Regions from separate parts of the Homo sapiens genome. Here region 1 is linked to region 2. The links are chromatin contacts, found by Hi-C or POLR2A ChIA-PET in ENCODE. All regions are on one chromosome and are shown on one strand. The core of a region is the stretch at or near the end of the contact, and the rest is flanking DNA. Distances in the headings are between cores, read along the strand shown. Region 1 overlaps OSBPL3 (oxysterol binding protein like 3). Region 2 overlaps RAPGEF5 (Rap guanine nucleotide exchange factor 5).

Evidence for each region. Hi-C counts contacts between places; a loop is a spot of excess contacts on that map. ChIA-PET counts read pairs that join two places held with the same protein, here RNA polymerase II (POLR2A). Pooled maps may share reads with other maps.
Region 1: a loop to region 2 is called in a map with no recorded cell type, with 8 times the contacts of the local background. The contact joins two enhancer-like sites. A Hi-C loop is called at or near these places in 1 of 37 single-sample maps with no recorded cell type and 1 of 50 pooled maps. POLR2A ChIA-PET finds 5 or more read pairs at or near these places in 1 of 52 experiments (activated T-cell).

Annotation. Positions count from the first base shown.
Region 1 is chr7:24,964,487-24,970,936 of GRCh38, forward strand. The region is part of intron 1 of OSBPL3 (oxysterol binding protein like 3); the gene reads right to left. Among named protein-coding and RNA genes, the nearest start is that of OSBPL3, 12 kb to the right of the region's middle. RefSeq lists an enhancer at 1,691-1,850. Within about 2 kb of position 1,530, at least 11 of the 41 ENCODE cell types and tissues checked have a DNase peak (open chromatin) inside an H3K27ac peak, as active enhancers do.
Region 2 is chr7:22,346,681-22,352,920 of GRCh38, forward strand. All of the region lies in intron 1 of RAPGEF5 (Rap guanine nucleotide exchange factor 5), which reads right to left. Among named protein-coding and RNA genes, the nearest start is that of RAPGEF5, 7.4 kb to the right of the region's middle. RefSeq lists a silencer at 4,172-4,301 and enhancers at 5,092-5,201, 5,492-5,541. Within about 2 kb of position 4,216, at least 10 of the 41 ENCODE cell types and tissues checked have a DNase peak (open chromatin) inside an H3K27ac peak, as active enhancers do.

The DNA.
Region 1 (6,450 bases), core at 280-2,779, 2.6 Mb after region 2:
GTGGAGACATACTCTACAAAATACTTTACCACTACTCCTCAAAGCTCTCGAGGTCATCAAACACAAGGAAAGCCTGAGAAACTATTACAGCCAAGAGGAATCTAAGGAGACATGGCAACCAAGATAATGTAGAACCCCACATGGAGTCCTGGAACGGCAAAAGGACACTAAGGAAAAGCTAAGGAAATCTGAATGAAGTATAGATTTTAGTTATTAATACTGCAACAGTACTGGTCTATTAATTGTGACAAAAGTATACTAAGGTAAGATATTGACAATGGGAAAACCACTTGGGGCATATGGGAATTTTTTGTACTATCTTCACATCTTTTCTCTACCTCTAAAACTATTCTAAACTTAAAAGTTGTTTTGTGTTGGGGGCTGTGATTAAAATAAGTAAAGTTGGACAAACATTGAGCAATACCTAAGCAGATGATCTCTAAGCTTTTTACTAGCTTTAAAGGCAATGTTTTGGGAAGTATTTTTAATAGGCATGTTGTATTAATTAATTATTGTGCTTTTCTTATTATTTGTAATTGAGACTACTGGGCCACTAAAGTGCATGAGTTCAGAAGTAGTTAGGGAAGTTATGGAAACCATTCATTCATTTATTCAACAATAAGTATGTGCTCTGTATTATGTCTTCAAAAAATATTTACTGTTAATGCATGAGCGAAAGGATTCTACATCTCCCTAATTTTGTTTTGTCTCAAAATCATTTGAATAAAATGTAGTATTTTCCAAGGAAAAAAGACAATGTAGAAGGAGCAATAAATCTACAGTAAGAAAATCTAGATATAAGTATGAGCTCAACTATTTTTGCCCCTAGGGTAAGTCAGTCATCTGTCTTCAATCTTATTTTCCTTAGTCGTCCAACAAGGTTAATAAATCCCCTGCCTACCTCACAGGGTTATTTTGTTGTGAGAAGAAACATATATTAAAGTGATTTACAAATGTGGAAGTGTTATATAAAATAAGGGGGTTATGACAATCTAATGATAACCAGAATTCTCTGGTTCTTCTCGGAATCAGAATGGACTCCAGGCTGGTTAAGACTTGGTCTTCTGCCTGCTGAACCAATGCTTGGATTTGCTAAGGGGTCCATGAACCAGAGTCAGTATCTCCTAATAACTTATTAGAATTGTAGAATCTCAGGTCCCATTAAATCAGAAACCCACTAAATCAGAAACTGTGGGGGTGGGGCCCAGCAATCTGTTTTATTAAATAATTAATTTGTTTGTTTTTGTGGAGACTGAGTCTCAGTATTCTAACCAGGCTGGTTTTGAACTCCTAACCTCAAGCAATCCTCCCACCTCAGCCTCCCAAAGTGTTGGGATTACAGGCATTAGCCACTGCGACGGACTCAACTCAAGTGTTTTACCAGTCCCTCCAGGACACTCTGACACTGCTGAGGTTTAGAACCACTTCCCTCAAGGGTGTGTCCCATTCATGTGGCCCCACCCCTCCAGCTGGCTCCCTGTCCAGCCAGAATGTTGTCTTGCCCTTGTTTCCTCCAAACCCCCTTCACATCCATTGACACCTGGCTAAGTCTCACACAAGTCATCTGAGAGAGAGGAGAAACAGTACTGTTAAAAGGATGTGGGAGGTCCATGACTTGCTAAACCTCAGCCTGAGTTAACTAGCTACAGCAAGACCCACAGATCTCGCTTCCTACAACATGGGTATTTTCCCCAGACTGGGAAGTTCTTAGCCGCGAAGAGAAATCCAGCACCTGCGGAGACCACACACTGCACATTTTACAAAAGAAACCAAACTCCCACATCCTGTCCTTCTGACCCCTAGCATCTGTCAGACAAAGGTGTCTTATCTGTGGGTCAGAAAAGGCAGTCATCTAATATAAAGATCTATCTACACCTAGCTACACACACCCAGGAAAATAAGACCTCTGGATGCCACAAACAAGTGGGGCTTCCAGGCCCTTAATCAAGGAACAAATGATGCAGAACTCAAAGTAACAAACAAGCTGGAATGTTATTTTGCCCCACGCGATCAAAGACTAGAAAAACAGGAATTACAAGTCAGAAGTATGATGCATTGGCAGGTGTGCATGAAGAAGGCCAGGCAGTCCTTTTTCTGAGCCATGTTTAGGCCAAAGTCTTTCCTTTTTGACACCCTATTATTGGTATCATTCCTTAATGACACACACACAAAACAAAATTAAAGAAGACACTGGCCCAGAGAAAGACTGAGCTGAAAACCTAATTAGGGTGGAGTTTTACACTATGTTTGTGTATATGTATGTTTATAAGGTAAAAGAACTGCTAGTACAAACACAACGCCTCTCTAAAGAGGCTGGGCTTGTTGTGCCTCATGAGGCTGATCATTATTTCCCAGGCAAAATTCATATATAAATCACATACATACAAATTTATGTCAACAAATAATCATTTTTTTATTTACCGCCACTTTGCTTATTCCCCATTCACAGTCTTCTGGAAAATATATGAAAAACATCCCCTAAGTGACTAATACATAAGATAAGCAATACACTGCCACACAGGCAAATTCAGCTTAAGAGACTGAATTTGCATGAGCCATCACAATGCCTGTTTGCAGACACTCTAAATCTGTATTCACAGGTCATCTACATTATCTCAAATTTTTATGGTAATTTTTCCTGTTTCCTATCATCCCTCCTTCCCACAGTGTACACACAGAAATCTTCCAATCATACAACATTTAATTTTTGTATTTGACTACCAGTTGAACTGATTAACACATATTCCCTTGCTCAAAACATTCTGTGGCTCTCCAATGGCCAGAGGATGAAGTAGCCATGCACCACCCTTGGGTTCCCATGAATTCTTACCCTACAGCTGCAAGGGATAACACTGTTTTCACCTTTGCTCATCACTCCCCTCTACCTGAAATGTCCTTCTCTCCCATTTCTCTACCTTTTGAAATTGTACCAGGACACTTCAAGGTCCTGCTCTATTAACACCCTTCCCATGAGATCTCTCCTGGTTTATTCTTTGACATTACCCTCCCCAACTCAACGGTTATCATGGAAAAAGTACCCACCCCAGAGAATGATTGTGAGAATTAAATCAGGTGATGTTCTTTCAAAAAGTACAGAGAATAGTGTCTCACTTCCAGCAAATACTTCATTAAGAAACTACCATTATTATTATTTTATGGTCCTCCAATCTTTGTGACTAGTTACCCTTCCCCTACCTACCTCTTGGCTTACCTTCCCCAAGGTACTACAGGCTTCCCCCTTTCTCTCCTGGGACCTGCCCCAAAGGTTCTATAGGTAAAGGCCCCCTTAACTGTCACAATTTTAACTAAACTGCTGACTCCCAGAACTGATCAACAGCTCTGCCCTCTCTCTTGCACTGTTGCTGGACATGTCTGTGCTGATACCACCCATACACTTCAAGCTCAGCATATTCAAAACCAAAAGCACTCTCTTTCTCTAAGATCTACTCATCTTCCTATTTTCCCCAGCAGTAGTCAATGGCACCATAAATAACACAGTCACATACGCCTGAAACTCTGCAGTTACTTTTTGGTTTGCTTTATATATTTACTTGGAGTAATACATTTACTTGGAATAATATTCAAAAGGTATAATTTCAACTTCACACCTATCCTGCCTTCCGTTACCCCTTCCTAGGACAGTCTGATGTTATAGCAACCTCTTGTATAATCTTCAAAAGATATTTTATATTTTTATATATACAGTGAGTACAATTAAATGTTTATCAACCAGCTCTCTGGAAAAACAAAAACAAAAATGTCCTCATGTGTTATGTTTCCTGATTTCCATGGTGTAAATACTCCCACTGTGGCTGGCTTCAAACTACCAACATGAAGTAATCAGCCAAGGGCTTGGGAAGTCACGCACAGTTGGTTCCCACATGCCGGTGTAAACTGGCTTCAGCACACCAGTTTTTTTGTTTTTTTTGAGTCGGAGTCTCCCTCTGTCACCCAGACTGGAGTGCAGTGGCGTGATCTTGGCTCACTGCAGCCACTGCCTCCCGGGTTCCAGCGATTCTCCTGCCTCCACCTCCTGCGTAGCCGGGATTACAGGCACACACCACCACGCCCAGCTAATTTTTTTATTTTTAGTACAGACAGGGTTTCACCATGTTGGCCAGGCTAGTCTTGAACTCCTGACCTCAGGTGATTCGCCCACCTCGGCCTCCCAAAGTGCTAGGATTACAGGTGTGAGCCACGGCGCCAGCCTCAGCCCACCAATTTTATCCATGTGTGCATATATGCATGAATATATGTCCATGTGTATATGCATACTTTCATATAAAATATATATTATATATGGATATTCTATACTTCACTTTTTTCTTAACTTCACAATAAATCTCACATATCATTCCATATCAGAAAATGTAGAGCTGCCTCATTTTTAACGGCTCTATTATTTTTAATTAGTACTTACTGATGAAAATTAAGTTACTTGCAATCTGGTATTTATTCAAATACTCCAAGAAACAATTTTGCATATATATCATTTTGTGAATTTTGCATATCTGTAGGATAAAGTTCTTAGGACTGTTATTGCTGATTCAAAGAGTGCATGCATTTCCAATTTTGACAGATACTGCCAATGGCTCGCTACAGTTTGGACCGATTTACATTTCCATCCACGATGTATGAATACCTGTTTCTTCAAAACTTTGCCAACACTGTTACCACATTTTGTGATGTCTGCCAACCCGATAGGTGAAAAATAGCATCTCAATGAAGTTTTCATTTGCATTTTCTCTTTTTATGAGTGAAGTTAAAGTTTTCATATGTTTATGAGTCATCTGTATGCCATTTCGTGAACTATGTGTTCAAACTCTTTGCCTTTACAGTAACTGGCCTTTCTCGTACTGATTTGTTGGAGTTCTTTATATATTGATAAAAGTAGGTCTTTGTGATATGCATTGCAATTATTTTCCTAAATGTGTTGATTGCCTTTTGACATAGTTTTTAAAAATTGACCCCGCAAAAATGATATGTAATCAATAAATCAATCTTTTATTTTATAGCATCTGGATTTTGTGTCCTATCTAGAAAGGATTTTTCATCTTATTATTAAAAGTGTATTGTATTTTTTTGTATTTCTATTTGTTTTAAAGTTTTGATCCATGTGGAATTTATTTTATTTTTTGCCTGATTTTACCAACACCATTTATTATCCCTTGTGGAATCATCTTTGCCTTCTCCCTCAACCCTACTCCCAACCCCTAGTTCCTAGGGGCTATCATTCTAACTTTCCAGTATTTTGATATTATTTGTCTTTTTTCTCCTCTCACTGTGACCATCCCAGTTCAGGTCTCATCACTTTGTGCCTATACTCCCAGCCTCTGCCCTTCTCTGTCACCACCAAAACACTTTCTGCTAAGATAGCTCTTACCGTGTCACCTCCTTGTTCACTGTTTACAGCATAGTCTTTGGAGTTACTATGGGATTTAGGACTTATACCACTTGGGCCCTAATCTACCTCTCCATTTACTTTTCCCATTACACAGTCCTTCTCTTCATCAAACCGGATAGTCCACCAACTCTTAAAATGTCATGCCTTGTTTCATCCTAGCTAACCTACCACTTCTGCCTAGAATGTCCTTCCTACCTTTCCCTTCGTCCCTTTCTTTTTTTTTTTTTTTTTTTTTTTGAGACGGTGTCTCGCTCTTGTCGTCTAGGGAGTGCAGTGGCACCATCTTGGCTGACTGCAACCTCCACCTCCCCGGTTCAAGCGATTCTTCTGCCTCAGCCTCCGAGTAGCTGAGATTACAGGTGCCCACCATCATGCCCAGCTAATTTTTGTATTTTTAGTAGAGACTTGGTTTCACCACGCGGCCAGGCTGGTCTCGAACTCCTGACCTCAGGTGATCTGCCTGCCTCAGTCTCTCAAAGTGCTGGGATTATAGGCGTGAGCCATCGCACTCAGCCCCTTCATCCCTTTCTTTATCTCAATCCCATGTGCCCTTCAAGATGTGTCTCAAACACTCAACTTCTCTGCAAAAGCATCTCCCTCACTCCTCCTGAGCTCCTATAGCACTTTAATATCTTGTTTATATAAGTAGAGAAAAGATGGATCAATATATAGAGATATAGATACAGATAGATAGATATAAAAAACACAATTGTAGAGAGAAGGAGGAGTGCTATAAACATATATATCCCGAACTGAAGTGAATATTCTTTGAGGTCGGGGCTGTGGCTAATTAACATTTGCCTGCTCCCTACTTCTAGGTAGCACCTTGTACATAATAAATTGTTTTTAATAAAACGAAAATGTCTGGGGCTTAAAACGTTAGTGTGCATCATAATCACCTGAAGGGTTAAAACCAGTTTTCTGGACTCCACCCCCAGAGTTTCCAATTCCATGGGTTTGGGCCCCACCCAAGTTCTGCTAACAAGTTCCTAGATGACACTGATACATCTCCTGGAGTCACACTTTGAAAACCACTGCTTCAGACC
Region 2 (6,240 bases), core at 2,966-5,465:
TGAGTTTAAGTTGCTAGACCAGTTGGAAAAAAATACAGGAAGACAACCAACTAGGATGCAAAAACCCTGGTTTTCAGAATTGTAACTTTAGTAAAGATTTGTTTTGCCTTGGTAGAAGTCCTGAATGATATTTTCTCTACAGATAATACAAACAGTACAAAATGAAAAGGATTTTATAAGCAAGAAGTCAATGTCCCATGAACAAAGCAGATGAATACAAAACAGATTAACTGAGTCACAGAAGGTAAGATCTGCCAACTCACTATACAAATTACAGTGACTCAAAGGCATGTCTATATCTAATGTCATTTAGTTATATTCATGGTTCTCAGTTTTAGGAAATTTATATGGAAAGTTTAACTTTTAAATTTTGCTCTCCTAAAAAAAGCTGTAAGAAAACTGATAATTATGTATATACACACACAGACACACACACATATATATATTTTAACCCCCTGCCCCCACTTACAATTTTGGTTTCTTCCACCTTCAACATTACTCTAAGGCTATTAATGCTTTTTGTAGGAAAAAATTTAAATTTATTCTCTTCTCACATTTAGATCATTACCTAAGCAATATCAGTGTTCATATAGATTGTTAATATAATCTTAATTTACATTTTTCCCACTTCATAAATAAATTGGGATTGTTTGTATACCCCATGTTAAAGCTGTGATTTACTATGATATTTCTATAAACTATGTAGCTATATTTTTTAAATAAAACACATGGCTTACCATAGTTCCTTTATTCAAGGACACCAATAATTTTAAGATATACCATCAATTTAATAATAGCTTTATAGGGAGCAAAACAGTAAGTACTTCTTCAAATGATCACAGCAACCGTAAGATACATCTCAATTTTGAAAGTGTCAAAATGAAAAAAAAGAGACTCTAATCAAGGACATACATTAATTATCTTATTTAGAGAGAGGATGCAGAAGAAGTGTTAGACTGTATAATATGGAGTCAGCCTTCTTGGGTTCAAATTTGACTCCTTCTCTTATTGGGTGATCTTAGGCAACTCAACCTATGCCTCATTTTTCTCTTCGGGAAAAGAAGACCATGAGACCATCTGCGACATAAGATTGTTGTTACCAGGTCTAAATGAGTTACTGTTCTTAAAGTACTTCAAACAACCTGATATGATAAATGTTATATTAGGATTTGTTAAATATTAATAGTTATCATCATTTTCAGCACCACCACCTACCAGGGCTTACCGAAGCATTTGCTATATTTGGAGGTGAATGATTTCCAATTCAACACCAGTAAAATATTTTGATTCAAAAAAAATTTACTAGCAACTGAATGAGTACTTATATCAAGTTTTTAGAGGAAAAGGAGAGAAAAGGTAAAATAATTGTAAAACCATGATGCTGCTTTCTGGAAGGCAAGTTAGAGAAGCACTTTCTAACCAGGGGTCTTGTGGCACAGGCTTCAGAACATCCACAAGCCCTCTGAAATGAGATGCAAAATTATGTCTGAATGTGCATTTCTTTTGCTGTGCTATCTTTTGATTCTCAAAAAGGCCTGGAATCCCCCCACCCACAACAAAAACAATTAAGAGTAATTCCATGCAGGTAATCATAGTGCATTAAAAGGTAAACATACCAAAATTTAATTTCATTAAAAGATACTGTGTATTCTCAATGATTTTATTCTATTGTAAATAGGTTCAGTTACTTTGACAGGTATGTGTACTTCCAACTTCCTAATCTCAAGTTGCTTAAATATCAAGCATGTTACCATCAGAAACATAAATCCTGGGTTACAAGGAACTCATTCTACCTCTTCCAGTTTTTCATACAGGCCAGAAAAGGAGCTTGCATGCCTTATAAATCTCCAAGTAGATGTGTACTATGGAGCTGAGAAAACAATGACTTCTAGGATGAGTCATCCCAAACCTTCATGTTTCTTGTCCAATGGCTGGTATTGCTGGGAGATGGCTGACAGCTACTCTGCTCAAGCCATGGCCAAAGCTTCTGAGTAAAGACTGATCCCTTCTCATGAAGACAGAGGGTACATTGGTGGTTACCAGAGGCCAGGAAGGGTAGTGGAGAGGAGGGGATGAAGAGAGTTTGATTAACAGGTACAAATATACACTTAGATATAAGTGATGGATTGGGTACGGTGGCTCACGCCTGTAATCCCAAAACTTTTGGAGGGCAAGGCATGCGGATCACTTGAGGCCAGGAGTTTGAGACCAGCCTGGCCAACGTGGCAAAACCCCATCTCTACTAAAAATACAAAAATTAGCCAGGTGTGGTGGCACATGCCTGTAATCCCAGGTACTTGGGAGGGAGGCTGAGGCACAAGAATCGCTTGAACCCAGAGGTGGACGTTGCATGAGCCAAAATGGTGCCACCGTACTCCAGGCTGGGTGAAAGAGCAAGACTCTGCCTAAAAGAAAAAAAAAAAAAAAAGCAATAAGACCCAGTGTTCCACAGATCAGTAGGGGCCAAGAACAGTGGCTCACACCTGTAATCCCAGCACTTTGGGAGGCTGAGGCAGGCGGATCACTTGAGGTCAGGAGTTCAAGACCAGCCTGGCCAACGTGGTGAAACCCTGTCTCTACTAAAAATACAAAAATTAGCCAGGCATGGTAGTGGATGCCTGTAATCCCAGCTACTCAGGAGGCTGAGGCAGGAGAACCACTTGAACCCAAGAGGTAGAGGTTGCAGTGGGCTGAGATCCCACCAATACATTCCAACCTGGGCGATAGAGTGAGACTCCATCCAAAAAAAAAAAAAAAAAAAAGGGTGACTATAATTTAACATTAATTGATTGTGCATTTCATTTCAAAGTAGCTTCAAGAGAATAATTTAAATGTTCCTAAAGAAAAGAAAAATATTTAAGGTGATCAATATCCCAATTACCCTTGATTATATTAATGTATCAAATTATCACATGTACCCTGAAAATATGTATCAATAAAAATAAATAAATGACTGATCCTGGAAGCCATTACTGAAGAGAGTGGAAAGAGAATGAGTTGTGCTTTACACTAAGACTTGAAATGTTTCCTGCATCCATTGTTTCAATATACCATATGTTGTTATCCTTTCAAAGTTTTAGACACGATATTGCAGACAGGCTACAGTCTTTGAAATCAGGTAGTTCTGGGCTCCATTCTTTCTCTGCTATTTCCTACATGGTTAGCCATGGGAAAGCTTTTAACCTCTCTGGATTGTAATTTCCTCATAGGTGAAAATACCTCTTCCCTTCAGGGGACTCTGGAGGTTTCAATCTGAAGAAGACCTACCACAGTGGCATCTGTGGATTTTCCCTTGTCCGTACCCATTAACGAATGATTTACCATAATAATGATTTGCCACAACAAATTAAGTCATTGATTTTTACTATTTTATCTTCATATAAAATCTTATGATCTCTCAAAAAGTACTTCCAGATCATATATCATTACTGGAATTATCTATACTCCTAACAAAGATTGTTATGCAGTATTGAGGCAAAAAAAAATCACAAGCGCTCAAAGTCACTACCAATGACTTATTTCCTACCTTTCCATCTATTGCTAGCTACACAAGTTGCCAATTACTGCCACATCAACTTAAGAGAAAGTGCAAGTATGAAATGAAGCCTATTTGTTATGGTATCAGTATTTAGACGCTACCTAAAATACTCACTATATGTTGGGATATCATGTGCTTTTAAAAAATAGAATCCAACATTGCATATGAAAGCAAAAATGTTTGTGTCTAGATTTCTATAAATATGTCCATGAAAGTCCTTTTGCATAGAGTAAGCATCCTGCCAGGGACATAACTATTTAAGTTCCAATGTACCCAACACTTTATATTCTATTCATGGAAAAACCTGATCCACTGTGTATGTCATTACAGAGGAAGACACTGAGGCTCAGAATGCTCAGAGAATAACTAATGCAAAGATAATAAGTGATAGCACTGGGATTCAAACCCACTCTGAAGCCACAGCCTGTGTCTTTTCCTGGGATCTAATTATGTCACCAAAGTGTGGGGGTTGGGAGGGAAAGGAAGAAATAAGTAAATAAAATATTAACTTGCCATTGAGTTCCTTTGCTAGAATTCACACGAAATTAAATGAATCTACAGTTTCTTTTCCTTCTTCCCAAATAAATATTTTTGAAGTTGGCATCCACAGAGCTTTATTTTATCTGTAGCCATAGCTAACACAGTTTTACACCAAGGATCAGGATAGTAGTTTGTCAGCAAGCAGAGGCAGTGAAGTCAATATTTCTCAAATAAGTTCACTATGTGTCCCTCATATCTGATCTGACTCACCCTTCCTGGCAGATGCATGCCTCTCTTAATGGCCTTTATCTTCTGGCTGCCATAAGCAGATGAGAACAAAGTAAGCTGGGTGAATTCACAAGGTTTTTGGATTGACCTTGATCAAGTGAGCATGGCTGATTTTGCTTATGACACATGGATGCTGTTTTGTTTTGTATTTTAGTTGTTTGTTTGTTTGTTTGTTTTTTGTAGCAACATGGTCTTGCTTTGTTGCCCAGGCTGATCTTGAGCTATTTTTAATTTAAGTAAACATTAGTTACCTTTCGCCTATAACCACAATGCTTCTCCCCACTTCCCCTAAACCCAATATGTCAATAATAAGCTTCTGTGTGCCCAAATAAAAGTGAAAAGTCTGACATTATTAATGGCATTTATTTACCTCTCTCAGAGTGGTAAGATAATATCAGCAGGTACTATAAGGCTATCACAGTTTAGAGTAAATAGACCCTTTGCCCTCTCAATGCATTTGAGGAAAACTAAAGTTAATTCAGAGCATGGACTTGGCTCTACGGAAACAGGATACATAGATGCAAACCTCCCTTCTGGCACACACTCTGTAACCTCGGGCAAATTACACCTGTGTTTCAGTTTCTTCATCTGTGGAATGCAAATAGCAGCATCTAACTCATAGGCTCATAGGCTTGTAGTGAGAGTTGAAGTTTATATCAGAATATGCATGGTACATAATTAAGTGCTATGATGTTAGCCATTGATTTCAATTTAAACACAAAGAATAAATGACATGCTTTGCCTGTAAAATAGGTGCCTAAAACGGCGATACATTGGGCATACTGGTATATAATTTGGATCGGTTTCTATTTCTCAATCAATAAAGTCAAGTTTCTAGCAGAGGAGGGTATTGAGTCAGAGCTAAAGCACTCCAGCTTGTACAAAGGGAAAGGGATACTTTGTTCCTTTTTGAGACGGAATCATCTGGGCAAAGAAAAAGAGAGAACTTCATTCAGAGGGCTACCAGCTGTTCTTCCCAGTTTCTCAATTTTGAAGAGCACAGGCCATAAGAACCCTGGCTAGTGAAGGGTGGTTAAAGAGAATTAGGCCCTTCTGATGACCAATCCAAAAGCTGGGAATCACTGAAGGTCTTTGGTGAGCAATTTGGCACAACTGGTGAATCATTCTGGCTGCTGTAAATGAAACAGATACCAAGACGTTGAAGACAGTGGCAGAGGCTGCAGAAAACATCACAGCAGCCAAAGCCCAAAATAAGTCAGTCCCAGCATTTTGACAGTATATACAGAAAAAGGGAATAGCTGTTATCAGTTCTTTTATTAGGGGGAAAATATCAGTCTTAGAAACAACCTGATGAGAAAGACTTAAAAAGATACAAAAAAGTAAGGTAGGAGGCTTAAGACCAAGGGAAAAATAATGCAACCACTAAGAAAGGTAAAAGATGGGGAAATGAACGATTGTCAGTTTAAAAAAAAAAAATTCATCAATGCTCCTTGGGAAAATGGCTGATTTCAGGGTTTCAGGTCGGGAGCAGCAGACTATGGACAAGATGCACTTAGAATATCTTGCGTCAGAAAAGTAAGAAAGGTATTTGAGTTTACTGGCCATTTAAAAAGTATACAGGAGACAAAGATAAACCAAGCACCAAAAAGGATATTGACTGAAGTGACAGAAACAAATACATTAAGATTCATAAGTTCTTAATGACACTTAAAAAAGAAAAACTCACTGGTTCTCACTGGAGATTGTTAAAGCACCAAATCATTACTCTGATAGTTGGTAAAAGGAAAAAATTAAGACTTTTCCCTGTCTATCCTGCACATTGTGAATTTCAGGAGACCTAAATAATTTATGAGGGAAAGTTCTTTACAGACCGAATTCCAATTAATAAATGCAAGAAGAATGATGGATTTAGATCATCACCATTTTGCAACCCCTAATGAAAAGGATCTAGGCTACAACGATCTGTGATACTA